2 separate regions of the Homo sapiens genome follow, and region 2 is linked to region 1. The links are chromatin loops, found by intact Hi-C in ENCODE. Cell type or tissue: chondrocyte. All regions are shown on one strand. Each heading gives the region's core, and the rest is flanking DNA. Links, peaks and the distances in the headings are about the cores only. Region 1 holds the start of CDC14B (cell division cycle 14B). Region 2 overlaps CDC14B (cell division cycle 14B).

The links. A loop is a pair of places that touch in the nucleus more often than their neighbours do. Peaks named below come from ENCODE experiments on the same cell type or tissue, not always from the same donor. Only the 100,000 strongest peaks of a DNase experiment are listed, where the experiment ranks them.
Region 2: a loop joins it to region 1, with 2.6 times the contacts of the local background. A loop is called at or near these places in 7 of 110 quality-filtered maps.

Annotation. Positions count from the first base shown.
Region 1 is chr9:96,612,880-96,628,428 of GRCh38, reverse strand. CDC14B (cell division cycle 14B) reads left to right here and starts at 8,586. Exons shown (of 14, transcript NM_033331.4): 1 at 8,586-9,210. The coding sequence starts at 9,051. RefSeq lists an enhancer at 8,935-9,435. In chondrocyte, for the core only: CTCF peaks have their summits at 8,547 and 9,524; DNase peaks (open chromatin) are centred at 8,533, 9,608 and 10,449.
Region 2 is chr9:96,505,872-96,521,420 of GRCh38, reverse strand. CDC14B (cell division cycle 14B) reads left to right here. Exons shown (of 14, transcript NM_033331.4): 13 at 11,632-11,748. Among named protein-coding and RNA genes, the nearest start is that of HABP4, 63 kb to the right of the region's middle. RefSeq lists an enhancer at 9,389-9,888. In chondrocyte, for the core only: no CTCF peak of the experiment used is centred there; no DNase peak of the experiment used is centred there.

The DNA of each region.
Region 1 (15,549 bases), core at 4,038-12,037:
GGAGTGCAGTGGTGTGATCTCAGCTCACTGCAATCTCCACCTCCCGGGTTCAAGCGATTCTCCTGCCTCAGCCTCCCAAGTAGATGGAATTACAGGCGCAGACCACCACGCCCGGTTAATTTTTTGTATCTTTAGTAGAGACGAGGTTTCATCATATTGGCCAGGCTGGTCTTGATCTCCTGACCTCGTGATCCGCCCGCCTCGACCTCCCAAAGTGTTGGGATTACAGGTGTGAGCCACTGTGCCTAGCCAAATTTTTGTAATTTTAGTAGACGGGTTTTCACCATGTTGGCCAGGAACTCCTGGCCTCACGTGATCCACAGCCTCTGCCTCCCAAAGTGCTGGGATTACAGGCATGAGCCTCCGCACCCAGACTGTTATACCTCTTTATGGTTTTTTTTTTTTTTTTTTTTTGAGACCGAGTCTCGCTCTGTTGCCCAGGCTGGAGTGCAGTGGCCCGATCTCAGCTCACTGCAACCTCCGCCTCCCAGGTTCAAGCAATTCTCCTGCCTCACCCTCCCGTGTAGCTGGGACTACAGGTGCCGGCCACCACGCATGGCTAATTTTTGTATTTTTAGTAGAGATGGAGTTTCACCATGTTGGTCAGGCTGGTCTCGAACGCCCAACCTCAGGTGATCCGCCTGCCTCAGCCTCCCAAAGTGCTGGGATTACAGGCATGAGCCACAGCGCTTGGCTTGCTGGGATTACAGGCGTGAGCCACCACGCCCAGCTTCTGTTTATCTATCACAAGTCCCCTCACCCACTTGGACAAATTTTTTTCCATGACATTTACTTGTTAAAGAGACAGTTTATAGAAAATCCCACATTCAAGATTTGTCAGATTGTTTCCTTATGAGTCATTTAACATGTTCTTCCACCCCCTATATTTCCTGTAAACCGAAGTTAGATCTCAAGGCTTGATTCAATTCAGGATAAACATTTTGGATAGAACACTACTTTATAGGTAATCCAGGGTATATCATGTTGCCTTGCATCAGGAAGCATCATACCTCTCTCTCTTTTTTTTTTCTTTTAGACTGAGTCTCGCTCTGTTCCCCAGGCTGGAGTGCAGTAGTGCAATCTCAGCTCACTACAACCTCCGCCTCCCAGGTTCAAGCGATTCTCTTGCCTCAGCCTCTGGAGTCACTGGTACTATAGGCACACAACACCATGCCTGGATAATTTTTGTATTTTTTGTAGAGAAGGGGTTTCACCATGTGGCCCAGGCTGGTCCGAACTCCTGTCCTCAAGCGATCCACCCTCCTCGGCCTCCCCAAGTGTTGGGACTACAGGTGTGAACCACCACTGCACCATCCAGGAAGCATAATATCATGCTGACTCACTCTAATGAGGCAAAGTTTGACGTCTAGTGTAAGGTGGTGATAGCCATATTTTGAGTATTGTTGGAAAAGAAAAATATTAAAATACAATATATATCATTCCTAGAAGCCTTAAAAATTGGTAAAATGTATTTGACATTAAAATAGATAAAACTGGCTAGGCTCGGTTGCTCATGCCTGTAATCCCAGCACTTTGGGAGGCCAAGGGAGGAAGACTGCCTGAGCTCAGGAGTTCAAGACCAGCTTGGGTAACATAGTGAAACCTCATCTCTACAAAAAATTAAAATAAAAAAAAATAGCGGGGTGTGGTGGCATGGGCCTATAGTCCCAGCTACTTCAGGAGGCTGAGGCAGGAGGGCCACTTAAGTCCAGGAGGTCCAGGCTACAGTGAGCCATGATTGTACCACTGCACTCCAGCCTGGGTGATGGAGCAAGACCCTGCCTCAAAAAAGCAAAGCAAAGCAAAACAAAACCATAAAACTTCTGTAAACCAACGTGAATAGAGCAGCAAGACAAAGAGTAGATATGCAGGCATCATCTGCAAAGGGTGAAGGGGCGATATCCATAATATATAAAAAGCTGCCACACATCTACAAAAATAAAATCAAATGCAGCCGGGTGTGGTGGCTCACGCCTGTAATCCCAGCACTTTGGGAGGCCGAGGCGGGCAGATCACCTGAGGTCGGGAGTTGGAGAAAAAACTCGAAAAAAAGAAAGCAAATACAAAACAGGCAAAGGACATGAATTAAAAATTCTTAGAAAAAATACTGCAAACATCTAATGAGAACTTTATAATATGCTCAACTTCACCAGTGATCAGGAAAATACAATGAAACTAATAGTGAGACTTTTTAATTCTTAAACTTAAAAAACACGTTGTATCCAGTGATTTCAGGGATGTGGGAAAATGGGATTCCTTTTTATTTTGTTTTGTTCTGAGATAGGGTCTTGCTCTGGAGTGCAGTTGGGTAATTATAGCTCACTGCAGTCTCGACCTCCAGGGCCCAAGCTATTTTCCTACCTCAGCCACCCGGGTAGCTGGGACTGCAGGTGCACACGGCCACACCCAGCTAATTTTTTTCTTTTTTGTTGAGACAAGGTCTTCCTATTTTGCCCAGGCTGGTCTGGTACTCCTGGGCTCAACCCATCCTCCCACTTTGGCTTCCCAAAGTGCTGGGATTACAGGTGTGAGCCACTGCACCCAATCAGCTCAGCTATCCTTAAATATTGTTGGTATCAATGAAAAATTAAAAAGTGAGTATCTTTGATTCAGCAATTCCACCTCCTGTGGATTGCCATATGTTAGGGTATTCATTGCAGGTACATAACAGCACTTTTCCTCCCAGCCCCCATGCAACTTAACCATCCATCCACAGGAAAAGAAATGATGGAAAAGATACAAGGGAAACTTTGCAGCCATTAGCATGAATGAGGCTGGTCAAAAGGACTGAAAAGGAAAATTTTCAAGATCCAGTATTAACAAATCTGGAAAAAAAATGCAGTATTATGTGAAAAAAAGCAGCTCATAGAACAATATGCCCAGTATGAACCATTTTATTTTTAAAAATCTGTTTTTTTTTGTGTGTGTTTTTTTTTTTTTGAGATAGAGTCTTGCTCTGCCACCCAGGCTGTAGTGCACTGGGGCGATCTTGGCTCATTGCAACCTCTGCCTCCCAGGTTCAATAGATTCTCCTGCCTCGGCCTCCCGAGTAGTTGGGATTACAGGCACCCACCACCACACCTGGATAACTTTTGTATGTTTAATAGAGACGGGGTTTCGCCATGTTGGTCAGGCTGGTCTCAAATTCCCGACCTCAAGTGATCCGCCCGCCTCGGCCTCCCAAAGTGCTGGGATTACAGGAATGAGCCACCATGCCCGGCCCCAAAATCTGTTTTTATCTAAACACAGATCATTAGCAGCAGTTATCTATGAGCATAGGAGGATTGGGGTAGGAAGGTAAAGGAGAACTTTTAAAATAAACATATATATATGTTTTTTACTTAAATTTTTTAAAAATATAATCACATGTTCATGTATTATTGTGGGACAAAACCAAAGAGAAAAAAATTCCTTACGTACAAATCTTTGAAGTAAAATTACAAAATAAGACCTAGATTTAAGAAGTGAAGTCCGGGCGTGGTGGCTCAGCTTGTAATCCCAGCACTTTGAGAGGCTGAGGCGGGCGGATCACCTGAGGTCGGGAGTCTGAGACCAGCCTGGTCAACATGGTGAAACCCCGTCTCTACTAAAAATACAAAAAATCAGCCAGGCATGGTGGTGTGTGCCTGTAGTCCCAGCTACTCGGGAAGCTGAGGTCGGAGAATGGCTTGAACCTGGGAGGCGGAGGTTGCAGTGAGCCGAGATCGCACCACAGCACTCCAGCCTGGGTGACAGAGCGAGACCCTGTCCCCCCCTCAAAAAAAGAAAAAGAGAAGCGAATAGTGAGGAGGGTGAATAGAGAGGAGGCAGCATTCAGTAGCACCGGTGGAAGCATTTAGCCAAGACAGCATGAACTTGTGGAGTATTGTTTCCCATTTCTCCCATATTATTAAATTCAACTCTAGAGACATACTGACTACCTGACAGTATGTAGAATGCATGTCAGCATCTTTCTTTTTCTTTTTTTTCTTTTTTCTTTTTTTTTTTTGACACAGAATCTCGCTGGAGTGCAATGGCGCGATCTCTGCTCACTCCAACCTCTGCCTCCCGGGTTCAAGCGATTCTCCTGTCTCGGCCTCCCGAGTAGCTGGGACTACAGTCACGTGCCACCACGCCCCGCTAATTTATCAGCGTCTTTTAAAAGTAACGCAAGCTGGGCGTGGTGGCTCATGAGATCGTGCCACTGCACTCCAGCCTGAGGGACAGAGTAAGACTCCATCTCAAAAAAAAAAAAAAAAAAAAGGTAATTCTTGAGGAAGATTTGGGTATCATTCAGTCCCTTGAGGCTCAGACCTCTGTGGCTTTCAGGTAAAGGCATCTTCAGTCATACTCTGAACACAAGACTTAAAATAACCAGAATTCTCATCGTCCCCTACCCCTGCCCCCTGGCATTTCATTATTATTATTTATTTTATTTACAGTCATGTACCACAAAGCAATGTTTTATTCAACAGACCACATACAGGACAGTGGTCCCATAAGGTTTTAATACCATATTTTTGCTGTAACTTTTCTATGTTTAGATGATGTTTAGATACATGAATACTTACCAGTTACAGTCACCTACAGTATTCAGTATAGTAACATGCTGTACCTGTTTGTAGCCTAGGAGAAATTGGCTCTACCATACAGCCTAGGTATGTAGTAGACCATACCATCTAGGTTTGTGTAAGTACACTCTACAATATTTGTACAATGATGAAATAACCTAATGACACATTTCTTAGAAGCATCCCCATCGTTAAGTGATGCATGATTGTAGTTATTTTTTAAAGCAGGAGTGTATATAACCAAAAAACAAATCAACCGCAGAAATATTGTTTTAAAAACCTACAATATTACGGTGTGGTCTGAGATCCAAAGGCGTTCATCCAAGTTTCTGACATTTTACACAACTATACAGGTTATTTAATTTCAGAAGCCCACCTGCAAGGCAGGATCCCTTTAGATCCTGCTCTTGTCAATGAAGAATGATGCCAGCCCCTCAGTACTCGAGCCACGTGTGGTTCTGTATCCTGGGTTTCCAAACCAAACTCATTTAGTGACCTAGGGTAACTGCCATGACCTCTCAAATGAGAATACCACGGAACAGGGCATGAGTATGAAGCCCCTAGCATGTCTAGTATTTGCTGGTAGCTCAACAAACATTCATTCCTTCCATTTTTATGGTTCTAAAAGATTTTCATCTTAAGGGGCATGAACATGGCAGACTTCAGATTAATGTTGGGATTGCCAGGATAGCCAATGAAACAAAACCAACTCTTTTTTTGTTTGTTTGTTTGTTTGAGACGGAGTCTTGCTCTGTGGCCCAGGATGGAGGGCAGTGGCGTGATCTTGGCTCACTGCAACCTCCGCTTCCCAGGTTGGAGCAATTCTCCTGCCTCAGCCTCCCAAGTAGCTGGGATTACAGGCACGTGTCACCACGCCCAGCTTATTTTTGTATTTTTAATAGAGACAGGGTTTCCCCATGTTGACCAGGCTGGTCTTGAACTCCTGACCTCAGGTGATCTGCCCGCCTCAGCCTCCCAAAGTGCGGGGATTACAGATGTGAGCCACCACGCCCGGCCAAAACCAACTCTTTTTATATATGAAAGTGAAGACTTCAGTGTGTGCCCGTTTTCCCATATGACTGCCACCTAAGCCCTCTAGTTTTATGGAAATTTAACCTCTTATGGAACGTACCATATTTATCAAATTTAACTTTTTATGAAATTAACCAACTTATGGAAATTGACTTTGTACAACTTATTTATCTTCACATAATTAAAATTGTAATTCACGGATTCTGAAACTTACATTATTTGAAATTCATATCACGTCTCTATCAACCAGTTGCTACTGATTTTAGCGTAAGATTTCACATTTTCAGAATATGCTCTATCTGGAATATACATATAAGAAAATGTTCCGCCGGGCGCGGTGGCTCATGCCTGTAATCCCAGCACTTTGGGAGGCCGAGGAGGGCGGATCACAAGGTAGGAGATCGAAACTATCCTGGCTAACACGGTGAAACCTCGTCTCTACTAAAAATACAAAAAATTAGCCGGGCGTGGTGGCAGGCGCCTGTAGTCCCAGCTACTTGGGAGGCTGAGGCAGGAGAATGGCGTGAACCCGGGAGGCGGAGCTTGCAGTGAGCCGAGATCGCGCCACTGCACTCCAGTCTGGGCGACAGAGCGAGACTTCGTCTCAAAAAAAAGAAAAGAAAAGAAAAAAAAAGAAAATGTTCCACAGTTGTTTTCATTTCAGGGTAAATTTACCTAGGAAAGATAGGAATATTTTAGAGAATCCCTCCTTTTTTTTTTTTTTTTCCTTTTCATTGTGCTGCCATAATGTTGAGAATCAACCAGACGCATCTGTTCCCTAAGCGCCACAGTTCAGGAAAAGACAAGCCAGATCCTAGAGAGTTTTGGTTCCCACCCCAGCCTGGCCACTGCCACTCATCTGGGTCCCCGTGTCCTCACTGTGAAAGGATAGCCTTGGACCAAATATTGTCTAAGGAGCTTTCAAGCTCTAAAATTCTATGATGAGTCGTCAAGCAATGAACAACAAACTAACCAGGGAAGCAAACTAAAATACATTTCCTGTGGCCAAATTCTCAGAGCCCAGGAGTCAACTTATCAAAGAGGGGGAGGAGTCAAACAGTTCAAGAGCAGTGCCACACACACAAAACAAGTATCAGCTAGGAAACAGCACTTTTCTGCCTCTATCTAAACATGACCTAAAAACAAAATATAAATAGGGTTTAAAACTTTAATGTGTATACTCAGCACACAGACTTCCTATTCACAAGAAGGGAAGATACTTTCGCGTAATTACAAAGTGTAGTCCTATACTTTGTCTGTTCCTACTATACAAAGCATAAAATTATATACTTGCAAAGTATGAAAATATTTAAATGGTATAATTATCTGTATTTATGACACTTTTTTTTTTTTTTTTCTGAGACGGAGTCTAGCTCTGTCACCCAGGCTGGAGTGCAATGGCACGATCTCGGCTCACTGCAACCTCTGCCTCCTGACATTTAAACAAATTACTCTCAAAAGATCATAATGTCATGGAGGTAGTTTCTCTGTACTTCCAGGGAGCCACACGGACCACTCTCCTGTAATATCTATTCAAAACAAGACCCACTCATTTAAAATCCCTGGTAGTCTGGGAAACTGGGTGGCTTTCCAATGCTGAGCCCCTAGGCCGGTCTGAAAGGTCTCCTCCTCCTCCTCCAGGTCAAAACAAAGGACTGTGACCCTACCGTTTCTGCTCTCTAAAACTTACTTGCGCAGCGCCGCACAGCCTCCCACGTCTCTAGCTTCTTTGCTGCCCCTACAGACAGACATGTAGATCATTTTAAATTTAAGGCCTTCACTGATTTCCTTAGGGGAAACAGAGGAAGAGTGAACAGGAGAACCAACCTTAAGAAAAAGTGCTTACAGAGTTGCTGATCTCTAGCTTCAGACACAGCCCCCCTACTTCCTTATTTAGCCGTGCTTAAGGTAAAAGCCCACAACAATAGAAGTCAAAGAGCCCCTTCCTGAGGTGCTCTATGAAAATTTGCATTTCTGAGAGGCTTCCAAGGGGACTGACTCAAATTCATCTTTCTTTTCCCCAGGCTGGCAGTTAACTGCGGAACTGCAGGATAAAACGTTCAAGTGCTGGTGAAAAATAGGGACAGCTTGCAGATGTTGTAAAATTTGGGGCCGTGAAATCTTAACACTGCCCTCCAATCTTCTCACCCTTTTAGATGCTACCATGGACGTTTGTTTAAAGGCCCTCCAAAATGACAGTTTTTGGTTAAGTTCCAGGAAGATAGGGCATTATTTTAATCCAGTAGAAAAAGAAGAGGATATGACCCTACAGTGTGCCAGATAAAGAAGTTTAAGGACAAAACTTGCCCCTTGCTTCAATACTTCATGATATAATCGGACCTGTCGACACCTCAGTATACACAGCAATGAGTGTATAAACTTACTGAATTAATGTGGGCGCTGGATTCCGAGATGAGAAACTCTGAGGTGCAAACAACCACGGTATATTGTGGTTCCACGGAAGTTTCATCGGGTCCTTAAGAAGCCCTTGCTTGGCCTGTTTGAATGCTGGGCATAGGTCGATAAATAGAGCGTAGTTGTTTAAATAGTTTTACTTAAGTTCTGAAATCAACTCTACTTTAAATCTATATAGCTGCAGGTAATGTAATCAGGCCATCCTCTTCCAAGCTGGCAGCCATGGCAAAAGTCCCTTTCTCTTGGCGCGAATTACAAGGAAATTCAAGAAATACTTTAAGATATATATATGCCAAAGACCTGGAGTTAAGTTACTAGGGTGGGGCTGTGTAAATGTTTGGTGACTCACTAAAGAAAGTTGGGATCTGGGGTGCTGGCACCTGGAGGACACAGAAGAAACAAAAGTTGGGGGGCTGGCGAAGGTCGCTAGCACACTTTATCTCTGATTGGCGGAAGCCCTCAGAGTTTTCTTTATGGCGTCACCGAGTACCTGCCTGTAGAAAGGCCCCGTCTCCGTGACGTCACGCCGCATTGGCCAATGAAAGGCCTCAGTCTGCGGGCCCCGAGGAGGGTTGTGGGCCCTTTTTTGTGAATGAAGCGCCACGGAACAGCCCTCCTGGGGTCCCCACGAGCCGCGTCCTGCTGTGCCCCGGCGCCTACGCAGCAGCGGCCGCGGCCGCGGTGGGCACGCACGGTTACCCCGGGCAGCTCCGGCCGCCAGCTGCAGCCCCGTCGCCTCGGCCGCGCCAGCCGGCTGCGGGCACCTGGGGGCGGGCTGGGGGCGCCGGCCGCGGCAGGAGGCGCTGTAGCGAGGGCTGCGGCGCCGGTCCTGCGGCGGCCGCGGGAGGCAGCGGGGCAGGCGCTGTGGGCCGGGCTCCTCCTCCGGCTCCTGCGCGACCGCCTCCCGCCGGGCTCTGCCGGCGCCCGCCGTCCCCGCAGCGCCGCTCTGCGCCCGCCGCCCCGAGCGCCCGCGCGGGGCTGGCGGGAGCCTCGGCGGGCGCGCGGGCGCGCGGGGCCATGGTCGTGGCCCCCTGACGGGCCGCGGCCGCCTCCATGAAGCGGAAAAGCGAGCGGCGGTCGAGCTGGGCCGCCGCGCCCCCCTGCTCGCGGCGCTGCTCGTCGACCTCGCCGGGTGTGAAGAAGATCCGCAGCTCCACGCAGCAAGACCCGCGCCGCCGGGACCCCCAGGACGACGTGTACCTGGACATCACCGGTGAGCCGGCCAGTGGGCGCGCGGAGGGCCCCGGACGGCCGCACCCGGCGCGGGGCCCTGGCCCACCTCCCACCGGGCTGCCCGGGGCCTCCGGGGCCGGGCCGAAATGCCTTCGCCCCCACCCCCTTAAACGCCCCGGCCGCCACACCCCCTTTAGGAGCCTGGCTCCTGAGGAGCGCCCCCCGCCCCGAGTTTCTAGCTGCGTGGGCTGCGAGCTTTAACTTTAGCTTGTGCACCCTCCTCCACCAGCAAGATGGACCGAGGGTCACCTTTCTAAGTTGCGGGCGTCAGCCCGGCGCCTCGAACCTGCAGCTCCTCCCCGCGGGCTGCTTCTGAGTTCCTGTGGATTCCGCCTTCAGGGATTGCGAGCCCGGTTGGCCCTCGCGCGAGTCACAACCTCTGAATCAGCCCCTGAGGATTCCCCGAGCGCGCTGAACGCGCCTGGCACGGGAGCTGCCCCTTTTTGGCGTTGGCCAAACCCCCGCTGCTCCGTAGCCTTGGGACCCTGGGCGCCGCGTTGCCCGTCCGGCGCGTAAGCCCGAGCCCCTCTCCTGGGCCTCCCGCGCCCTGCCCCCTAGCGCGCCCCCCGAACGCCTCCGCCTCCCGGGGTCCGCTCCCCGCCGGGGCCTCGAGAAGGAAGGTGTCACGTTGGTGGCATTCGAGCCAGCCGGCAAGACGAATGTCCGGGTTGTCACTTTTGAGAAATCCCAGCCAGCCAGAGCAGGTAGCCAAGCAGCCCTTCGATAGCTGTTCTGTTAGTGCTGATTCGACTGTTCTTGGAGACTCATAAATCCAATTTGGCAGCTGTTAGGTTTGCTGGGATTGACAGTGACGCGTGTGAAGGCATTAAATGTGATGATGTATGTGGCAACGCTGTGTAAACAGCAGAGCTGTCCACGATTTTGAGGGAATTGGCAGTCTGTTTTCAGTGGCGGGGAATGTGTCAACCTCGGTGCGTGGCGTTATTAAAAACTGTTTCCAGCCCCTAGCCTTTGATAAACCAGGTAAGCTGGAGTGGCGAGAACATTAAGTGGAAGTGTTTAGACAAACACAGACGTTTAGGAGAAATAATATTCTAGGTTCATGGACAATCTGGAAACTAAGTTCGTTTTGAAATGAAGCTGAGAGCAGAGCGGGTTTCTCGGCTTTGGTGGATGGCCCTTGGGAACCAGAGCGGGCATAGGAAGGGGTTGCCCTGAGTACCAGTCCCCGGCCGGTAGCTGCGGGGGGTGTGCGGGAGGTGAAGCCTGCTGAGACTGAGAAGCCAAGTCCCGCTAACGTTGTGCCCTTCCCAGGAGAGGGCCTCGCCGAGGACGGATGGGGCTGGGAACGGGTGGGCCTATACATAGTTTCTGCCCGTTATTGTTTATACCTCTTGAAAGGATCTGTGTTGAATGGGATTTAATTTTAGGACAAGTAATGCATTTACATGGTACAGAACTCCAATTCTAAAGGTGCACAGGAGTACGTGCAGAAAAGTTGGTCTCACAGTCTCCAAGTGTCCTTCTCTAGAGGCAACTACTCTTCCCAGTTTCTTGTGAAGCCTTCTAGAAATAGGCTGTGCATGCATACTATATATACTATATATTCTCTACCATACACGTGCGAGTAGCACACATGTTGTTTTGCACATTTTTCCGTTTTCATAGTGTTTCTTATTAGAATGATTGTTCTGAGTTGGTGCATATAAGACTGGCTTACTTGATTTTAATTACTGCTTAGGCCAATGTACATACGGTTTTATGAATAAAACCATTAACAAGTACGTATGGATTTAAATGTTTATGTAGATTTGAATGTTTTTTAACCTATTTAGACAGTCCCTGTTGATGAACATTTGGGTTTTCAATCAGAAGGTTTGTGACAGCAAAGTCATTGGAATAAATCTTTCTTCTTGATGGAGATGAAATATGTGGCTAGTCTTCGTGAGGCAGTCACCAATTAATCAACTTCAGAAAAATAGAACCAAGCAGAATACTGAGGAGGGGTGCGTTACAGGAAATAAAAATGCTATCAGAGGGCAACCCGCTCTGGTCCCCTTCCACGCTGCGGAAGCTTTGTTCTTTTGCTCTTCACAATAAATCTTGCTGCTGCTAAAAAAAAAAAAAAATCCTATCAGATTGCAAGCCCTAATAACGGAAGGGTCCAGCTTTAATGTAAGGGAGCTCCAGGGGAGTAAAGGTTATAGTCACCTTTCCCTGTGACTTCTCTAGGTGTCCCTCAGTGATAGTCTTGGCTTCCTGGAAAAATGATACTTAATCAGTCTGTTGCAGTGTGATATACAAGGCCAATTAAAGTATCTTCAGATACAGAGTTCAGATTACTTTTTATTGGGCTTTTGGGGGAAGGCTTGAGGCCTGTCCTCAGCAAGTGGCAAACTGGTCCCTTCCTTCTCAACGTGTTTTTCCCTCCATTATTGTTTTCTTAATTTAAAAAGCAGTGCATGCACACTTCTAAAAAGTCAAACATTATCAAATGAGTTTTTTTTTTTTTTTGAGACAGAGTCTCGCTCTGTTGCCCAGGCTGGTGTGCAGTGGCTCAATCTCGGCTCACTGCAACCTCTGCCTCCCGGGTTCAAGGGATTCTCCTGCCTCAGCCTCCCAAGTAGCTGGGAATACAGGCGCCCGCCACCATGCCTGGCTAATTTTTGTATTTTTAGTAGAGACAGTGTTTCACCATGTTGTCCAGGCTAGTCTCAAACTCCTGACCTTGTGATCCGCCCGCCTTGGTCTCCCAAGGTGCTGGGATTACAGGCGTGAGCCTTCACCCAGCCTATCAAATGAGTTTTATGGAGTCTTCCTCCCTTGGTAATGTTTTTCCTCCTTCAATTTTCTGTGCACATTCAAGTTTCTGGAAATTGTGCCATACCAGCAAGATTAGTTCTCTTTTTTTTTGAGACGGAGTCTTGCTCTGTTGCCCGGGTTGAGTGCGGTGGAGCTATCTCGGCTCACCACAACCTCTGCCTCCCGGGTTCAAGCAATTCTCCTGCCTCAGCTTCCTGAGTAGTTGGAACTACAGGCATACGCCACCATGCCCGGCTAATTTTTGTAATTTTAGTAGAGATGGGGTTTCACTATGTTGGCCAGGCTGGTCTGGAACTCCTGACTTCGTGATCCCCCCCAGCCTAGATCTCCCAAAGTGCTGGGGTTACAGGCGTGAGCCACCGCCCGCAGCTGATTAGTTATCTTTTGATGGCTGCATTATATGGCCAAATCATGATTTATTTAGTAGTAATAAATAGCTGGTTATTTGGGGGTTTTCCAGTCCCTATTGCAAATGGCTGCAGTAGCATCAATGTATGTGTCTGTTTATATGTGTGACTATATCTATAGAGTGTATTTCTAGAGGTGAAAACGCCAGGCCAGAGTACATATGGACTTTATCCATTCCTCAGTGGACTTTTTGGCTATTAGGAATAATGCTGCTGTGAACATTCATATACAGGTTGTTGCATGGACATGTTTTCAGTATAACACCCAGGAGTAGAATGGCAGGATCACATGGTATCTCCACGTTTAATGTTTTAAGGAACTGTCAGACTCTTTTTCCGAATGGCTACGCCGCCAGCGTTCCCACAAGCAATGCACCAATTATTCCACATCCTTGCCAGCACTTAATATTGGATTGACAAGATTCTTTCACAGTGGAGTAGGTTTGTAAAAATTAATGCATATTGTCACTTCTGTCCACCCTGCCCTTAAATACATCATTTTTTAACTTAGTCCCTTGACATTTTTATTGCAGCCTATTTAATCTGTAAATTGAATTCCCATAGATCCCAGGATACTTCGTGTGTGTGTATTTAATATAGGATGCTTAATCCCTATTTTTGTTCCTGTCATCATTTGTTATATAATCACTATTGTTTAGTATCTAGCCACCCACACCACTATACTGGGCATTTACTCTTACTAGGAGCAGACTAAGGGGTTTAACTCTCATTCCAACCCCATCCACCTCTCACGGAGCCATTCATTCACCTCTTGCCATGTGCAATGACACGGATTTTTTTACTTGAACTATACTGCTAGTTCAGTTTCAGTCCACCATGAAAACAAAAGGTCATAAAGACAGTGTAGGCCGGGCACAGTGTCTCACGTCTGTAATCCCAGCACTTGGGGAGGCTGAGGTGGGTGGATAACCTGAGGTCAGGAGTTCGAGCCCAGCCTGGCCAACATGGTGAAACCCCTTCTCTACTAAAAATTCAAAAATTAACTGGGCATGGTGGCACGTGCCTATAGTCCCAGCTACTTGGGAGGCTGAGGCAGAAGAATCTCTTGAACCAGGGAGATGGAAGTTGCAGTGAGCTGAGATTGCGCCACTGCATTCCAGCCTGGGTGACAGAGTGAGACTCCACCTCAAAAAACAAAACAAAACAGGCGGTGTAAACTGTAAGCATTAAAGCTAAAAAGATGCTGGGTACAGATCAGAATGAGCTGTTACTAGTCTAGGAAACTGGAGGAAGTGGGGAGGTTGAGGAGGGTTTTCAAGGAAAAAATACTAGATTTTTCTATGAACCTCCTTAATGTCAGAGGTCTGAATCTTTATCTCTATTTTCCCATCCCTTAAATAGGGACCTCCATTCATGGCAGTGTACTTTCTCCTTTCCTCAGGAAAAAAAAATTTAAAGACTCTAACACTACTGCATATATCTATGTTTGATAATTTATAAGATGTAATAGTTGTTGCAGAGCTTTGATTTATTTTACTATTTTTATTTTTAAAATTTCTGATTAGGCTGGGAGCAGTGACTCATGCCTGTAATCTCAGCACTTTGGGAGGCCAAGGCGGGCAGATCGCTTGAGCCCAGGAGTTCAAGACCAGCCTGGCCAATATGGCAAAACCCCTACTCCGGAGGCTGAGGTGGGAGAATCACTTGAGCCTGGGAGTTCAAGGCTGCAATGAGCTGTGTTCATTCCACAGCACTCTAGCCTGGGCAAAAGAGACATAGTGAAACTCCGTCTCAAAAAAAAAAAGAAAGAAAAGAAAAATTCTGATTAGTAAAGAATATTGGTAATAGCTACTGGCTAAAAGATTCTTGGTGGTTTGTGTTAAATTTCTTTACCTTTTTAAAAACAAGTTTTCGAGTGTCTGCCATGATCTAACTTTTAAAGACTGTCTGTATTATAATAGTAAATAATTTTATTGGAAAAACACTAATTGAGGTCAGGATTGCCATTTTAAAGCACTAATTAATGGTGATATATTGGATACTCATCAAATAAACAAATACAGCATTGTCTCCTCCCTCCTTCCTTTTTAAGATCTTTAAAATTCACAGCAGACATTAGACAGGGAAAATTTATTCATTAATTCAAGAAGTATTTATTGCATGCTTACTATGTAAAATAGTCATGCATATTCATTGCAGTGATGGAAGTATATTTTTCTTGATAGAAAAGGAATGCTGTTATGTAGAACACTGAGTCAAGGAAAAAAATTGCTTTTTCTTCAAGAGTTTTGTGTTATAGTAGATTATCCAGTTTCAGGAATTGAAGCCCATCATAGTGTGTAGTGTGCATTTTTCTTCTTGCCTATGTCTTGGTTCTCCTTTACTTACACTTAAATTTGTCTGTAATGTGAATTTGTTTTCTTGATTTCTATGCTTGCTTAATTCTTCAACATCTTCACTTCTGATATTCATGTTAGTTATCTGCTTTAAATCTAATTCCTCAGGCACTCCAACACCACGTGGAGGCAACAGTTTGACAGTTTCAAATGTCACTCCTTAAGTGGACATACAGAGTAGTTGGGCACAGACATGAATGGAAGGTGGAATAATTGTGTTGCAGAAATGGTACTGATGCCAGGGAGTTGCCAGTCAGTGCAAATTGTAATTGCTCTGTGCTTTTGAATGGGAAGGAATGTTCCCAGTTTCTGCTGGGGTTAGGAAGAGCTGGACTGAAACCACACTGTGGATTTTTAGGATGGAAGAAAGGCATTGATGCACACAAGTGACATTTCTTGGAAATTTCTGAGATAGTCTGTGGGAATCACTGAATTGATAGGACAGGGGAAAGAATTTCAAGAGATCAAAACCCTCCACATTCCCCTGTGAAGAAGCCAAAGGGCCAGAGATAAAATTGGGCCACAATGATGTAGTTTCTTTTTGGCAAAGCCATGACTACCTGACTTTTACTGTTGCCAGCAGATAAAGCTGCTTCACAGAGTTGTACATAAATGATTTATTGGATATCTCCTAGTTAGTCCTGTGCTACTTAGGCTAGGAGATGAATAATTACCTACTGAATTTGAGGAAAATGAGCAAAACAAGTACATCATTCAGGTCTTCTGCAGGTCATGCTGTTTTCCAAATTGACTGTCATTAACAGCCCCAGT
Region 2 (15,549 bases), core at 2,737-10,736, 110 kb after region 1:
GGTACTTTAGTCAACTATACTTTTTTAAAAATGGTGCCTTTTGGCCAGGTGTGGTGGCTCATGCCTGTAATCCCAGCACTTTGGGAGGCCAAGGTGGGCAGATCACCTGAGGTCAGGAGTTCAAGACCAGCCTGGCCAATATGGTGAAACCCCGTCTCTACAAAAATACAAAAACTAGCCGGGCATGATGGTGGGAGCTGTAGGCATTATAGGATCCCAGCTACTCGGGAGGGTGAGGCAGGAGGATCGCTTGAACCCGGGAGGCAGAGATTGCATTGAGCCGAGATCGTGCCATTGCACTCCAGCCTGGGTGACAGAGTGAGACTCTATCTCAAAAAACAAACAAACAAACAAAAATAGTGCCTTTGTATAATTTACTTAACTCCAAATGCCATTTTGTTTTTAATTTCCTTATTAAAAGTCTTCACCTAAGGCCTTAATGGTTTTTCTTTGGAAGTATTATGGTGGCTCCAGGTAATCATCCAGATACTAATTCTGGATGTGGTGGAGGAGGCAGGCAGCACCCTCGAGCAGTGCTTCTCAGACTTCAGTGTGCAGGAGGCACCCGGGCGCTTGTTGAAATATGGGTTATGATTGGTGGGGTGGGGGTGGGGCCCAAGAGTTCACATTTCTATCCGAGGCTGCTGGTCCAGGGACCACACATTGAATTGCAAGCCCTAGGAAACTGATGCTTTTGTGGGTTGATTTTAGCTGTGTCTGGGATTTTTTGTTTTGTTTTTCAGAATCAGCATCATCAGTTTATGTTTTAATATTTTGTTGCCTGCTGTTCAAAAGTCAAGTTGAGAGTCAGGGGATACAAATCCTGCTTAGTCAAAAGTTTTTGTTAAATAGGAAATTTCCTTTAGTCACCCTCTGAATCTGCTACTCTCATTAACGTGAGTTCAAATCTAGCTGGGCGTGGCTGTGCGCACCTGTAGACCAGGCTATGCGGGAGGCTGAGGCAACAGGACTACTTGAGCCCAGGAGTCTGAGGCTGCAGTGAGCCATGATCACTGCATCCAGCCTGGGTGACAGAGTGAGACCCTGTCTAAATAAATAAGTAAAATCAAGTACAATGGTAAAAGTTAAAAAACAAAGAGGTAGCTCAGGATTCCTTTTGGTAATATCCCAAAAACAATATATATAAATAGCCCCACATAACACAAATAACAAAGTTTTAGGCCACACTTTTAAAGAAGAAAGCGAAATGCTAGTTTTTCTAAGCTCTGAGTTATGTGTATAGACCCGAGGGGATTTTTGATGAGTCTCAGCAAATCTCCTTCCTCCTCCCTTACAACATTTTGCTTATCCCCGTCTCTGCTTTTTCAAACCCTCTCTGCTATTATTTGCAGTTTTTTGGCCCTAGAAAAGATCAATTGAAGATTTTCTTTCTTTCCCTCTTGTGTCTATGTTGTTATTTTAGGAATAGAAGTCCCTGAGGGACTGTTCTCAACAGTTGCTTGGGTTGAAAAATACAAAATCAATTTCTTCATCCAAGTTTGACTCATTGATTTCTGTGAGCAAGTTATTTTGCTTTAGCATTGGCACTTAGCCTTATGAAAATACAGTACATGCAAGAAGGAAAGTTAGTGAGAAATACACAAGTACTAGTGATTCTTAGGAGAAGGTTATAGTACATAAAATATTATTCCAATGATTGGTTTCTCTTTTTTTTTTTTTTTTTTTTTTTAAGACAGAGTCTTGCTCTGTTGGCCGGGCTGGAGTGCAATGGTGTGCCCTCGGCTCACTGCAACCTCTGCCTCCCAGGTTCAAGTGATTCTGCTGCCTGAGCCTCCGGAGTATCTGGGATTATGCACCACCACACCCAGCTAATTTTTTGTATTTTTAGTAGAGACAAGGTTTCACCATGTTGGCCAGGCTGGTCTCGAAATCCTGACCTCAAGTGGTACACCCACCTCAGCCTCCCAAAGTGCTAGGATTACAGGCATGAACCACCGGCGCCTGGCCGGTTTCTCTTTTATAAATGGTCAGTTTTGGGGGAGAGTTTAAGTTTTTAGTGATTATAAAATGGCCATTTGCTCAGCCTGTCTGATCCTGACTACAATGATGACAGGAAACCATGTGGCACCATGACATTGAGCTGATCTTCAGGACGTGATGACAAGTATATTGTCTGTGCTAAAATGGATTTGGTAGATTGCATAACTTGAGCCATGAGGCCTGTCGTTCTGCATACTGATGGTTTTGGTAGGTTTGGAGATGAGTATATCTGTTAGCAATGGAAAATAATTCTTTTTTTATTTTTATTTTTTATTTTTATTTTTGAGACAGAGTATCGCCCTGTCGCCCAGGCTGGAGTAAAGTGGTGCGATCTCGGCTCACTGCAAGCTCCGCCTCCTGGGATCATGCCATTCTCCTGCCTCAGCCTCCCAAGTAGCTGGGAATACAGGCGCCCACCACCACGCCCGGCTAAATTTTTGTATTTTTAGTAGAGACAGGGTTTCACTGTGTTAGCCAGGATGGTCTCGATCTCCTGACCTCGTGATCTGCCCACCTTGGCCTCCCAAAGTGCTGGGATTACAGGTGTGAGCCACTGCACCCGGCCGGAAAATAATTCTTAAGCCATGAGGTTTACTAGAGGAAAAAGTAACCATCTATAATGCTGACACTTGGACATTCGGGCCATTCTGCCTTTAAGGAACTGAAGGTGAAGGCTGGGATCGGTAGAGAGTTCTCTAGGGCTCCCAGACCATTTATTCATTCCATTTAAATATTCACCCCTGTGATCTTTATGTATATTAGTAGCTTGTTTTTTTTGTGGGAAGATTAAATAAGATGGTGTGGGTATAACTTGTGGGGTAAGGTTAGGCTGTATTTCGAGTTCACCCTTTAGTCTAATCCCTTTCCACAATATAGGATGCCTGGCATGTAATTTCTTTTTCCCCGAGACAGAGTCTTGCTTTGTCACCCAGGCTGGGGTACAGTGGCGTAATCTTGGCTCACTGCAACCTCCACCTTATGGGTTCAAGTGATTCTCCTGCCTCAGCCTCCTGAGTAGCTGGGAATACAGGCACACGCCACCACGCCTCGCTAATTTTTGTATTTTTAGTAGAGATGGGGTTTCACCGTGTTGGCCAGGCTGGTCTCAAACTCCTGACCTCGTGATCTGCCCGCCTCAGCCTCCTAAAGTGCTGGGATTACAGGCGTGAGCCACTGCGCCTGGCCTGACATGTAATTTTTAATGATGACAGTGATGAGGTCAACAATAAAAATGACATGATAAGCCAAATCAGCCATTTCCAAATTGATTAGCAGTACTCTGCACACAGCAGATGCTCAGTAGAGGCTCTAATATTTGGTCACAGATGTATCCAGGTGACCATTTGGAAGTATAGTCATTGGAAAGAGCTTCTGCCCTTCCAAATGGGAGGAGGTTTCCTTCCTCACTGCTAGAACCCAGACCAATGGATTAAGAAACACCAAGCTGAGGCTGGACACAGTGGCTCATGCCTGTAATCCCAGTGCTTTGGGAGTTCAAGGCAGCAGGATCACTTGAGCCCAGGAGTTCGAGACCAGCCTGGCCAACATAGTGAGATTCTGTCTCTACAAAAAAAATAAAAAAAAAAAACTGGGCATGGTGGCATGAACAGGCAGTCTCAGCTGCTACTCAGGAGGCTGATGTGGGAGGATTGCTTGTGCCTAGGAGTTGGAGGTTACAGTGAACTATGATAACGCCACTGCACTCCAGCCTGGGCAACAGAGCAAGACCCCTGTTTCTTTCTTTCTTTCTTCTTCTTTTTTTTTTTTTTTTTTTTTGAGACGGAGTCTTGCTCTGTCGCCCAGGCTGGAGTGCAGTGGCGCAATCTTGGCTCACTGCAAGCTCCACCTCCCAGGTTCATGCCATTCTCCTGCCTCAGCCTCCCGAGTAGCGTGGTGCCTGCCACCACGCCCGGCTAATTTTTTGTATTTTTAGTAGAGACGGGGTTTCACCATGTTAGCCAGGATGGTCTTGATCTCCTGACCTCGTGATCCGCCCGCCTCAGCCTCCCAAAGTGCTGGGATTACAGGTGTGAGCCACCACGCCCGGCCTTTATTTTTTTTTATTTTTTTTATTTTTTGAGACAGAGTCTCGCTCTGTCGGCCAGGCTAGAGTGCAGTGGCATGATCTCGGCTCACTGCAACCTCCGCCTCCCGAGCTCAAGCAATTCTCCTGCCCCAACTTCCCGAGTAGCTGGGATTACAGGCATATGCCACCACGTCTGGCTAATTTTTGTATTTTTTTAGTAGAGACGGGGTTTCACCATGTTGGCCAGGCTGGTCTCGAACTCCTGACCTCAGGTGATCCACCTGCCTCAGCCTCCCAAAGTGCTGGGATTACAGGCATGAGCCACTGCGCCCGGCCGACCCCTGTTTCTTAAAAATAAAAAAGAGGCAGGGTGAGGTCAGGAGTTCAAGACCAGCCTAACCAACATGGAGAAACCCCATCTGTACTAAAAATGCAAAATTAGCTGGGCATGGTGGCACATGCCTGTAATCCCAGTTGCTTGGGAGGCTGAGGCAGAATTGCTTGAACCCGGGAGGGGGAGGTTGCAGTGAGCCGAGATCACACCACTGCACTCCAGCCTGGGCGACAAGAGTGAAACTCCATCTCAAAAAAAATTAAATAAATAAATAATAAAATAGAGCTCAGGTGCGATGGCTCACGCCTATAATCCCAGCATTTTGGGATGCTGAGGCAGGCGGATCACCTGAGATCAGGAGTTTGAGACCAGCCTGGCCAACGTGGTGAAACCCTGTATTAAAAATACAGTACTTAGCCGGGCGTGGTGATGTGCGCCTCTAATCCCAACTACTCAGGAGGCTGCAGTGGGAGAATTGTTTGAACCTGGGAAGCGGAGGTTGCAGTGAGCCAAAATCACGCCATTGCACTCCGGGCTGGGTGACAGAGCAAGACTCCATCTCAAAAAATTATAATAATTAAAAAATAAAAAATAAGAAAGAAACACCAAGCTGAAAGCCAACTAGTATGAGGAAAATGAGTGTGGAAAACAACTAAGAAAAGTCTATAGTATGCATACCTAAGTGAAATTTTGCTCATTTTGTGTTGCCCTGGGTTAAATGTGAACCATATTATAAAAATGTGCCATTCCCTTAGCTTCCTGGATGGCTCAGGAGTTAGTAACTCCCTTGAAGTGAGATCAGTTCTGCTGTATTACGTTCATTTTTAGTTGTGCCTCCTGTGATTTTGTTAACTAGTCTGGGGTTTTGTGTTTTTTTGTTTGTTTGTTTTTGGTTATCTGGTTTTGCCTCCTTTGCCCCTTGTGGTTTGCTTTAGTTTTCTGTGTGTGCACATCTTCTGCTTTTTGAAGAACCTCAATCATTTATCTGTGACTGATTTCAGTATCATAAAGTTAAATTAACATGGGGTAGTTATCTCACTAGTGACTGAGTCCCAAAGTATGAAACCTGTTTAAACACAGCATTTTTTTATTCAACATAAAATGGCAAAACTCCATCCTTGTTGACCACCCCTTTGTATCCCTGTTGCTGTTGGCTGGGCTTTTAGGGTGTCTAAAATTCACATATGGCTTGATTGATTGATGATTGCGTAATTTATTTTGGCTTCCCAATTTGAACATCTGTTCTTTCCCCTTCACCCCTTTCCAGATGTCCCCTAGCTGTGCTGACCTCTGCACTGTGTAGTGTTGTCATCTGGTGGATTGTTTGTGACTACATTCTTCCCATCCTGCTATTCTGTCTCGATGGTTTCAGAACACAGTAGCCATCAGGACCCCCTGACAGATAGCTGCTGTAAGTGTCCCGTTCTGTTTCTCTGCCGTTGCTTACTTCTGGTGCCTAGTGTGGTTCCCACAATGCATGTTTTTCTCCTTGTCAGCTCCTAGCTTTGTTGGTTTGCCTATTTTCAAAGGTTCTTTTTCTGAATCTTTTCAATTAATGGGATGGTGGTGGGGAGGGAAGGTGGGCTTCACTGTTCCTCTCATAGAAAGGATATTGAAAGTAACATACGTTGTTTTAAAGTTATGCTTATCCTTAACATATTTCAAAATAGCAGTTGATAAAGACACTGAAACAGTTTTTCTTCACTGAAACAGTTTTTCTTCCCTATCAAAAGTAGTTAGCTTAGGATAATTGGGGTGGTTTTATTTTCGTCAGTTGGCTATACAATTTCCCTCTAGTTTTCTGTATCTTGAGTATGTCCTTCCCAGTCTAGCAAAGAAGCATTTTTCCCACTGATCTACTTTCATTAAATATGTGATTTTGTAGCCTCGAAATCTGCCATTGTACAGCAGCTCTCTCATAAGTCTTCTCTCTTTAGTGTGCAGAATTTCCTGCTCTGTCTCATTTTCCTCCTCCCCTTTAGGGAATACAGTAAGTACAGTGTGTAGCACTTGATGCTAAATGAAAGTAGGAGGTCGGAGCTGAGGTCGCCTGTTTAAATTGGTGCATTTCCATATGATGGTCATTGTTCCTGCTTTTCTCCTTGCCCAGACATAGCCAGAATGCCTTTAATAGGCTAATAGCAGCAAATCTGTATTCTCTTGAGATCTTTCATCTTTGAAATGAAGACCTTAACAGCGAAGAGGCTTTATTTCTGCAGAAGAATGTACAAGAGGCCCACTTGTGGAACAGCATGTTGAAGACCCCCAGAAGGCGGGTGTGTCCGTGTCACGGGGTCCACCGCCACCCTTCTGTGTCTGAGCTGCGTTCTTCCTTCTCTGAAGCTTTTTCCTTAACTCATATTTTAAGAATTTCTTCTCTTGTCTCCTCTTGGACTTGGAAGTTATGAAAGAATGCAAAAGTTCCTTGCAAGATCTCTTCCAAAGAAAAATTCCATTGCAACCAACTCTGGTACTTTGTGGTTTCACTGAGTATTTTCACATAGCTGAGAAAGATTTAAAAATCAAGCTGATTTCACTCTTCAGAATTAGGCAAAACCTGCTTAACTTGCTCCTATTTATGGCATTTTCTTGAATATCTTACAAATAAAAGCTTATTGTCGCGCATTCAGACCTGCTGTATTTCTGAGATAGATTAACCTTTTGGGTGTTTTCTTCTTTACTTCTCTTAGTCAACTACGATTGCCACATATTCTGACTCAAGAGCATCATGCACTACATAGAGTTATTCTTCTCAAACTGTTCCAAGTGGCAAAGATGTTCTGAATGGGTGGAGCAGTTGCAAATAATGCTTAGGCACTTTGTGGTTGAATGATCATTCCCAGGGTAAGTTTAAACATGGTCTCTATCAGGCTCTCTTCTTTTCAGTATTCCATGTAAACTATACCTTCTGTTGTTATTGGTAATGACGTTTGCCATTGTATTTCTAGACCCAAGCAGAGTATTCAGTTCAGCCTGACTAATTATTTGGAATTTTGAGAAGCAAAAAGCTTGTGACAGTTACAGTGGTGTTAATCAGTATCATCTTTGTAGCACCCCCATGTCTTTCTCTCAAAAGGGTTTTATTTGTAAGGTGGTGACTCCTGAGCTCCACCATCCTCTGTCATCACCACCCACCTCTGCTGGCAGTGGACGCAGGTGGTGTGGCATCGTCTGCTAAGTTGTTTCCAGTGAAAAGCTCCTGTTATGCAGCATGCCTGGAGAATTAGGCCATAACAACACTTCAGGCTTCTGAGTCAGACTCAGAGATAGTGGGAAAGCCTTCTCTGGAGGCTGCAGGGCCTCAGGGTCACCTTTGTGCACGCTCTTGTGGTGTCCGGAGTGGACAGCCAGTATACATAGTGCATAGTTGCCCTGATGGATTTTTTTCTTGGAATTGGACATTTATGTTCGAGACCTGGCTTTTTAGTTTTTGGCTTTGCCGTGTTCCTTGGGTTGCAGATTTCACTATATCTGAAATCTCAGAGTACCGAGGCTCCAAGGATGCTGCAGAGAAGAAGGTGAACTGGAATATAGGCAAGAGGTAGGTAGGATGGAGGATTTTGTCAGGGCAGATGGGAAGGAAGAAAATACATCTGCTGCACACTGCTCTGCAAAGCCATGCTTGGCCTGGGTTGGAAGGCAGAAGGCCGCGAGTGCCCGGGTTCCCTGTGACAGAGGCAACACGTCACCCTCTGGTGCCTGTCAGGTGGTGTGTGCTGTCACTCATGATAGCTCAGTGGAGTTCTCCCCCAACCCCGATTTCATCAGTGCATAACCTGCAGTTAGGATAAATACCGTGTTGTCAGTGCAAATAACTGGAGTCTTCCGTGGTGTGGTTAATACACTCAAGTTCTATCATTCTCTTGGTTTTAAAGTTCCACAGAAATTACTAGCTATTTAATATTATTATTATATTAGTTCACTTTAATTTACACTAATTTTATAGAGAAATAAATACTTTTAAAAAGATGTTTTCCAGCAGCCTGAGAATGACTACAGGATTTAGCAGTAGTGTCTTGTTTTGAATGGCATTTAAACACTTCAGTCATAGTTTTAATTTGAGAAATCAGGATTCAGATTTCCTAAGCAGGCAGTGTATCAGCTCTTGTTTTTTTCTCAGATTAATTATTTTGCAGTGTGATTGTTGTCTGTACTTTTGGCCAACCGTGGCCTCAAATTATTTGAGAATTAGGTGTTGTATTTAAAAAAAAAAAGCCAACAGGAGTCTTGTTTTCTCCGTGCGTAAGGGAGTGGCCGAGGGGAGCGGATGAGAACAGTGGCAGCACGAGTGCCCCGGCCTGGGCTTCAGAAGTAGCAATGAAGCAGCAGCAGTTTGTTTTGTTTTGTTTGGTTTTATGCAAAATTCTATATTCAAATTCTTAGCAGAGATGAATAAATATTTCCCCATCACTTTATATAAACAAATAATTTTTAGGGATGGGCAGACTGGCTCATGCCTATAAATCCCAACACTTTGGAAGGTCGAGGAAAGAGAATCACTGAGGCCAGAATTTTGAGAATAGCCTGGGCAACATAGCGAGACCCCATCTCTATAAAATAAAAAATGAAAAAATTAGCTGGGTGTGGTGGCATGTACCTGTGGTCCCAACTACTCTGGAGGCTGAGGTAGGAGGATCAATTGAGCCCAGGATTTGAGGCTGCTATGATTGCGCCACTGCACTCCAGCCTGGGCAACAGAGTGAGACCCTGTCTCTTAAAAAAAAAAAAAAAAAGAAAAAAAATTTTAAAAACAATTCCTTGTTTTTAGAAGTAGAATTCACAAGCCAGGGTAATAGTTGTCTTTAATCATACAATTAAGATGCATATACACTCTTCTTTTTTTTTTTTATACAAAGTCTCTATCACCTGGCTGGAGATCGGTGACACAAACATGGCTCACTGCAGTCTTGACCTCCCAGGCTCAAGTGATCCTCCTACCTCAACCTCCCAAGTAGCTGGAACCAAGGCACGCCCCACCACGCCCGGCTAATTATTATTATTATTTTATAGAGAGGATGTCTCACTATATTTTAGAATTTGGGCTTCTTAATGGTGTCTTGTTTCATGACTGAAAATCTGAGAAGCTACTTTTACTTTTGGGCATAAAGACTTGTTTGGCTGGTGGATTTCTTTGGTGTGGGAATTGCTTAAAATGTCCAGGCTGGTCTCGAAATTTTGGCCTCAAGTGATCCTCCTGCCTTGGTCTCCCAAAGTGCTGGAATTACAGGCATAAGCCACCGCAACCACCTCCTTTTTCTATTTTGTTAGAACATTCAACATATCAGATGATCACACTCTAGGAGAATTTCTGAACCAAACATTGGCTGATTTATCCAGGATTCATGTCCCTCTGTGAGACAGAAAGCTAGTTTCATGGGGCCCTCAGAAATCCTGCATGAGTAAAGTGAAATAGTGGGGAAAGCTGCCCATCCCCTTCTCCCCAGAAGGCTTGGGACCGCTGGCCCAGACAAGCTCCAGGTTATGCTCTGGTTGCGGAGTCTCGCTCTTTGGCCCAGGCTGGAGTGCAGTGGCACGATCTCGGCTCACTACAACCTCTGCTGCCCAGGTTCAAGCAGTTCTCCTGCCTCAGCCACCTGAGTAGTTGGGATTATAGGCACCTGCCACCACACTCGGCTAATTTTTGTATTTTTAGTAGAGACGGGGTTTCACCATCTTGGCCAGGCTGCTCTTGAACTCCTGACCTCGTGATCCAACCACCTCGGCCTCTCAAAGTGCTAGGATTACAGGTGTGAGCCACCGTGCCCAGCCTCTTGTTGCTTTTTTAGTGATGAGATGTTTAGCATTTTACTAAATGTTGGATATGCTTTGGTTTGGGTCATGCTAAGGTTGTAGAAATTTATTAATCTTAGCCTATTTTAAGGCCCTGTCTTTGGTATATTAGCCAGCATGGTGGTAGCTGAGGCCCGTGAGGTGGGATGCTCACTAATTGTAATGGTTCAACTTTTTACTCCTTTGAGCTGGGTTCTCATAAGTTGTTATTGGCTTTCTCACCTTTATGTTTGAATAGGAGAGAAGAAAGCTTGTTAAGTCAGTATTTTCTCTTTCAGAGAATTAAAAGTTGGTATCTATAAATGTGTGTATATGTGTTTAGTTTGTCATTGATTATCTCTTGAAGAAAAGAATTGCATATAGGCCTGGTGTGGTGGCTCACACCTGTAATCCCAGCACTTTGGGAGTAAGTGAGGTGGGCGAATCACCTGAGATCAGGAGTTCGAGACCAGCTTGGCCAACATGGCAAAGCCTCATCTCTACTAAAAATACAAAAATTAACCAGGTGAGGTGGTGGGCGCCTGCGGTCCCAGCTACTCAGGAGGCTGAGGCAGGAGGATCGCTTGAACCTGGGAGGCAGAGGTTGCAGTGAGTCGAGATCACGCCACTGCACTCCAGCCTGGGCGACAGAGCAAGACTCCATCTCAAAAAAAAAAAAAAAGAATTGCATATAAAATCTTTTGATGTCTTCTGCTGTTTTCCCTATAACAATTTAAAGAGGAAAGAAAAAAAAAAACCAAAGGACCATCTGCCTCTTAAAGGACATTCCGTGTGGCCTTTATCTCAGGATGTTCTTTTCTGATTCATCGTGTGCTTCCTCCTGGGCAGCCTACTCTCATATGCACCAGTTTCTCAAGCTTTTTAGAGTTTAATTAAGGCAAGCTTTACAAAATTTAAGTGTTTTCACTTTCATTTTAGTGGCACTTGGAGATTTAGTAAGTGTTATATATAATTCAGGCAAAACTCATATTTTGCTTAAACACTTTCTAAAATTTTGAAACGTTATATAAAATTAGTATTGATTTAGTGGATTATTACCCATACTTACAGCTTTGAAGAGTGAATATTGTATAGTTATTTCCTAAATTTATGTTCCTATTCTTTAGAATTTGAGCTCTTAATGGTGTCTTGTTTCATGACTGAAAGTCTGAGAAGCTACTTCTACTTTTGTTGGGCACAAAGATTTCTTTAGCTGGTGGATTTCTTTGGTGTGGGAATTGCTTAAAATGCCAAGTCATTCGCCTTCCAGGAGCAAAGCCCTCTGGTTGTCTTTGTGTAACCTTCAAAGAGAAACGAGATGCTTCATTTTAAAAGGCCTTGATGTGAAAATGTGTTTCAGATTTTTTTGGTAAATGTGTTGATGGAAAATCCTCTCAATTCTCAAGATAATTTGCACTAAAGTGCAAAAATACTTTCCTCTGTCAAGTATTTGCAAATGGTTTCAGTGAATATAATCTTATTTTTTTCCAACTATTTTCAGAGTAATTCTTCAATCCAGTGTTCAGAGCTGTAAAACATCTGAACCTAACATTTCTGGCAGTGCAGGCATTACTAAAAGAACCACCAGATCTGCTTCAAGGAAAAGCAGTGTTAAAAGGTGAGAAAAGAATCCTACTCTTCTGAAAAGTTGCAAGCGTTTGTTTTCCAGTTTAATATTTGGACCCTACCTCTGGAGACTGACATGAAATTAGGAGAAAGTAGAGTCTCTGTGATGGGAAATTCATCAAATGTGTATTCCTTGTTCATTATCTAAGAAAATCTGGACCATTTTAATGTAGGCTTTTGTTTTGTTTTTTAGAAGTAATTCTCAACACTGGAAGTATGGTCTCTGGGTCATGATATGGGAAAGTTTTAAGTTAAGAATTTCCAAAGCTGGCTGTCAGGACTTGGAGGACATTTTTCTAGGTGTATATCAGATACAGCATCATTGCTGGACGATTAGCTGCAAATGAATGTGATGGTAGAAATGAGATAACCAGAGAGTTTGAAGATCCTTCTCTACCTAGTGACTCTTTGTCCTCTTGGCCACAGCCCACACCCGAGGCACTAGTTCTTTCACTGTCGTCACTGTCTTCAGTGAGTGTAGGCAGAATTTCACAAGGAAACCAATGTGTTCTGTGGCCACGTCGGTGACTCTGTTGTCTTTGGATATTTCTCATGAAGTGGACATGTCATTTTTAAAGTATTCTGAAAACAGATCCCATCTGAAGAGAGAATAAATAGCCCAGGAGTGGAAGTGGGGATAGATGGCTCAGGAGTAGAAGGGGGCACCTTTTCATCGTTGCCTGGTGTTGGCAGCCCATGCAGTCCTGTTTCTGTCCTCCTGGTAAAAACGATCTCTTCTAATAGACATGAGCGACCTGAAGATAATCAGAACCAGACTTTAAAATGTCCTGCACGTGTACCCTGCTTCTTTTCAGCTTCCCTGCCATGTATATCCGAGGCTTTGGGCCTAGGGGCCTTATCAGTGTGAAATTAGTCCCCAGTGCAAAGCAGCCAGTCTCCCAAGAGACCTTGGCAGAGCTGGGAGTTCTGTGTGCTTTGCCTTTTGAAGACTCATTCAGCTCTGCCATGTCTCCTCTACACTGTTTTGTACAACCTTACTGCACACTTAACACTCGCATGGGGATGCAGCAGTGCCCCGGCATAAGGATTGGAGGACTGTCAGGCACTGACTCATGATTCCAGGATTTAAAATTTTTCATTAGAAATGTACCAAATATTCCTATTTCTTTACTGTTTGATTCTTCTTGAGAAGAATATTAGAGAAATACTGACCAAAGGTCAAAGATTTCGGTACATTGGAACAATAGCGGAGTGTTATTTATAACAGTGAGAAACAGGAAATGGGCTCAAGATTGTTACATTATGCCAAATGAATTGGGAGTCATACATTTAGTTTAGTACACGAAGCAGTAAGTGAAAAGAGCCATGCATAACAATTCTGAAGTATGGGCCGGGTGCGGTGGCTCGCGCCTGTAATCCCAGCACTTTGGGAGGCGGAGGCAGGTGGACCACTTGAGGTCAGGAGTTTGAGACCAGCCTGGCCAACATAGTGAAACCCCGTCTCTACTAAAAATACAAAAATTAGCCAGGTGTGGTGGCAGGCACCTGTGGTCCCAGCTACTCGGGAGGCTGAGGCAGGAGAATCGCTTAAACATGGGAGGCGGAGGTTTCAGTGAGTCATGATCACACCACTGTACTCCAGCCTGGGCGACAGAGTGAGACTCTGTCTCAAAAAAGAAAAAAAAAAAATTCTGAAGTATGACTCTAATTTTGTAAGCGTAAGTATACTATATATGTATAGAAATATAGAGATGTATAAATATTTATATACCTACAATACATCTGTATTTATAGATGAGTAAGTTTCTATATATGCATAGAAATAAGACAGGAAAAATATGCTATGATACTAATAAAAGTTCTGGTTGGTGGGACAGTTGGGATTTTTTTCTTTTTTATCGTCTTATTTTCCAATTTTTCTACAATAAATGAAGGGAAATGGGAGTGTTTTAACTGACACTTTTTGGTGAGCCAAGCTATTAAAAATTCAGGCTGGGCGCGGTGGCTCACGCCTGTAATCCCAGGACTTTGGGAGGCCGAGGCAGGTAGATTATGAGGTCAGGAGTTCAAGACCAGCCTGGCCAAGATGGTGAAACTCTGTCTCTACTAAAAATACAAAAATTAGCTGGGTGCAGTGGCGGGTGCCTGTAATCCCAGCTACTCGGGAGGCTGAGGCTGGAGAATCACTTGAACTTTGGAGGCGGAGGTTGCAGTGAGCTGAGATCGCGCCATTGCACTCTAGCCTGGGCAACAGAGCAAGACTCTGTCTCAAAAAAAAAAAAATCAAATAAAAAGCCTATCGTTGATGACAGTTAATTGTTAATTTTGACATGTCTTGAAGGGGCATATTCTTTTTAGGTATGAGTGCTCAGGCTTTTTTTTTTTTTTTTTTCCTTTGACATGGAGTTGCCCAGGCTGGAGAGCAGTAGTGTTTTCTCGGCTCACTGCAAACTTCGTCTTCCAGGTTCAAACCATTCTCCTGCCTCATCCTCCCGCCTCATCCTCCCAAGTAGCTGGGATTACTACTTGTGGGTGGCATGTGCCACCACACCTGGCTAATTTTTGTATTTTTAGTAGAGACGGGGTTTCACCATTTTGGCCAGGCTGATCTTGAACTCCTGACCTCAAGTGGTCCACCTGCCTCAGCCCCCCAAAGTGCTGGGATTACAGGCGTGAGCCACGGCGCCCGGCCGCTCAGGCTTTTGTTAACAGCGTAGTGTGTCTTGCACATTTAATTCTGCTGTTTGCTTTTTTAGATTATGCTTTTTAGGTTACAGAAGAGTAGAGTCCGGGAGCCTGGCTGGCACTTGCCAGGTCATATCGTCTTCCTGTGAGGAAGGAAGGGCTGGCCTTGCCTCTGTTTTTCTATCTAGGTCTCGTTGCGTTTTCATGTCACTCTAGTAACCTGAACTCCTGCCTCTCTGGAGAAGTGGTTCCTGGTTGCAGCAAGCATCTGCCTCAGGTCCCTGGCAGGGATGCTTTGAGGGTCCTAAGGTAGATTTCAGAGTCAGTAATCTGGACTGAATGTTGAAATGACCCAAAGCAGCTTCCAGGAATTTGGGATAGTTCTGAAAACCAAAAAGACTTCTTTTAAATTCCAAAATGGACTTTCAGAGATGATGTGGAGAGCAAAAGGAGTCTAACAGTGAGGATTAACTGGGACTCACAGTTTATTTCCCCACCTTCCTCTAAGTGGGTTCTTTCTTTGTGCCTCTTTTGGGACTTTGTCCTGTGTTCACATCACCCTACCTGTTATCCACCTACAGCTTACAAAAGAAAGGCAAATTATGTATAGGTTTTAAGAATTGGAGTTAGCCAAGCTGTAGCCTGGAGCTTTTATCCTACTGAATATTATTCATAATATCATACTAAATAGTATTCATTTCTGTTTGGAGGGCAAGAGGGAATTAGTATATTGGTGCACGGTCTGATTCTGGACAAAATAGTATGAGCTAAGATTGTTGAGTAAATTTAAAGTATTGAGTTGAAATCTTTAAACAGCAGTAGAAAAAAAAATAGAGCACCCTTTTGGGGTCCTTTCATCCCTACCTGCAACGTAGCAGGTTTACCAGTTCCTACTGGTTTGTCATCATCTCTGCGGCACATGGGAACTTGACCTTCCATTTTCATGTTCCTTGGCATCCAGGATGAAGACTCCACCCAAACTCGCTTTGCGCTTAATTGGTGCTTTTGATTTTTGGTTTTACTGAGAGGCTCTTCAGCTTTGGGGAACTTTTTCAAAAACGTCAAAAGAGCAATTACTTGGGGCAGCTGAAAAAATAGGAGTGATGTCTTAACTATTTGTCTTTGGGAAAAGGTGCCACTGTTTCTC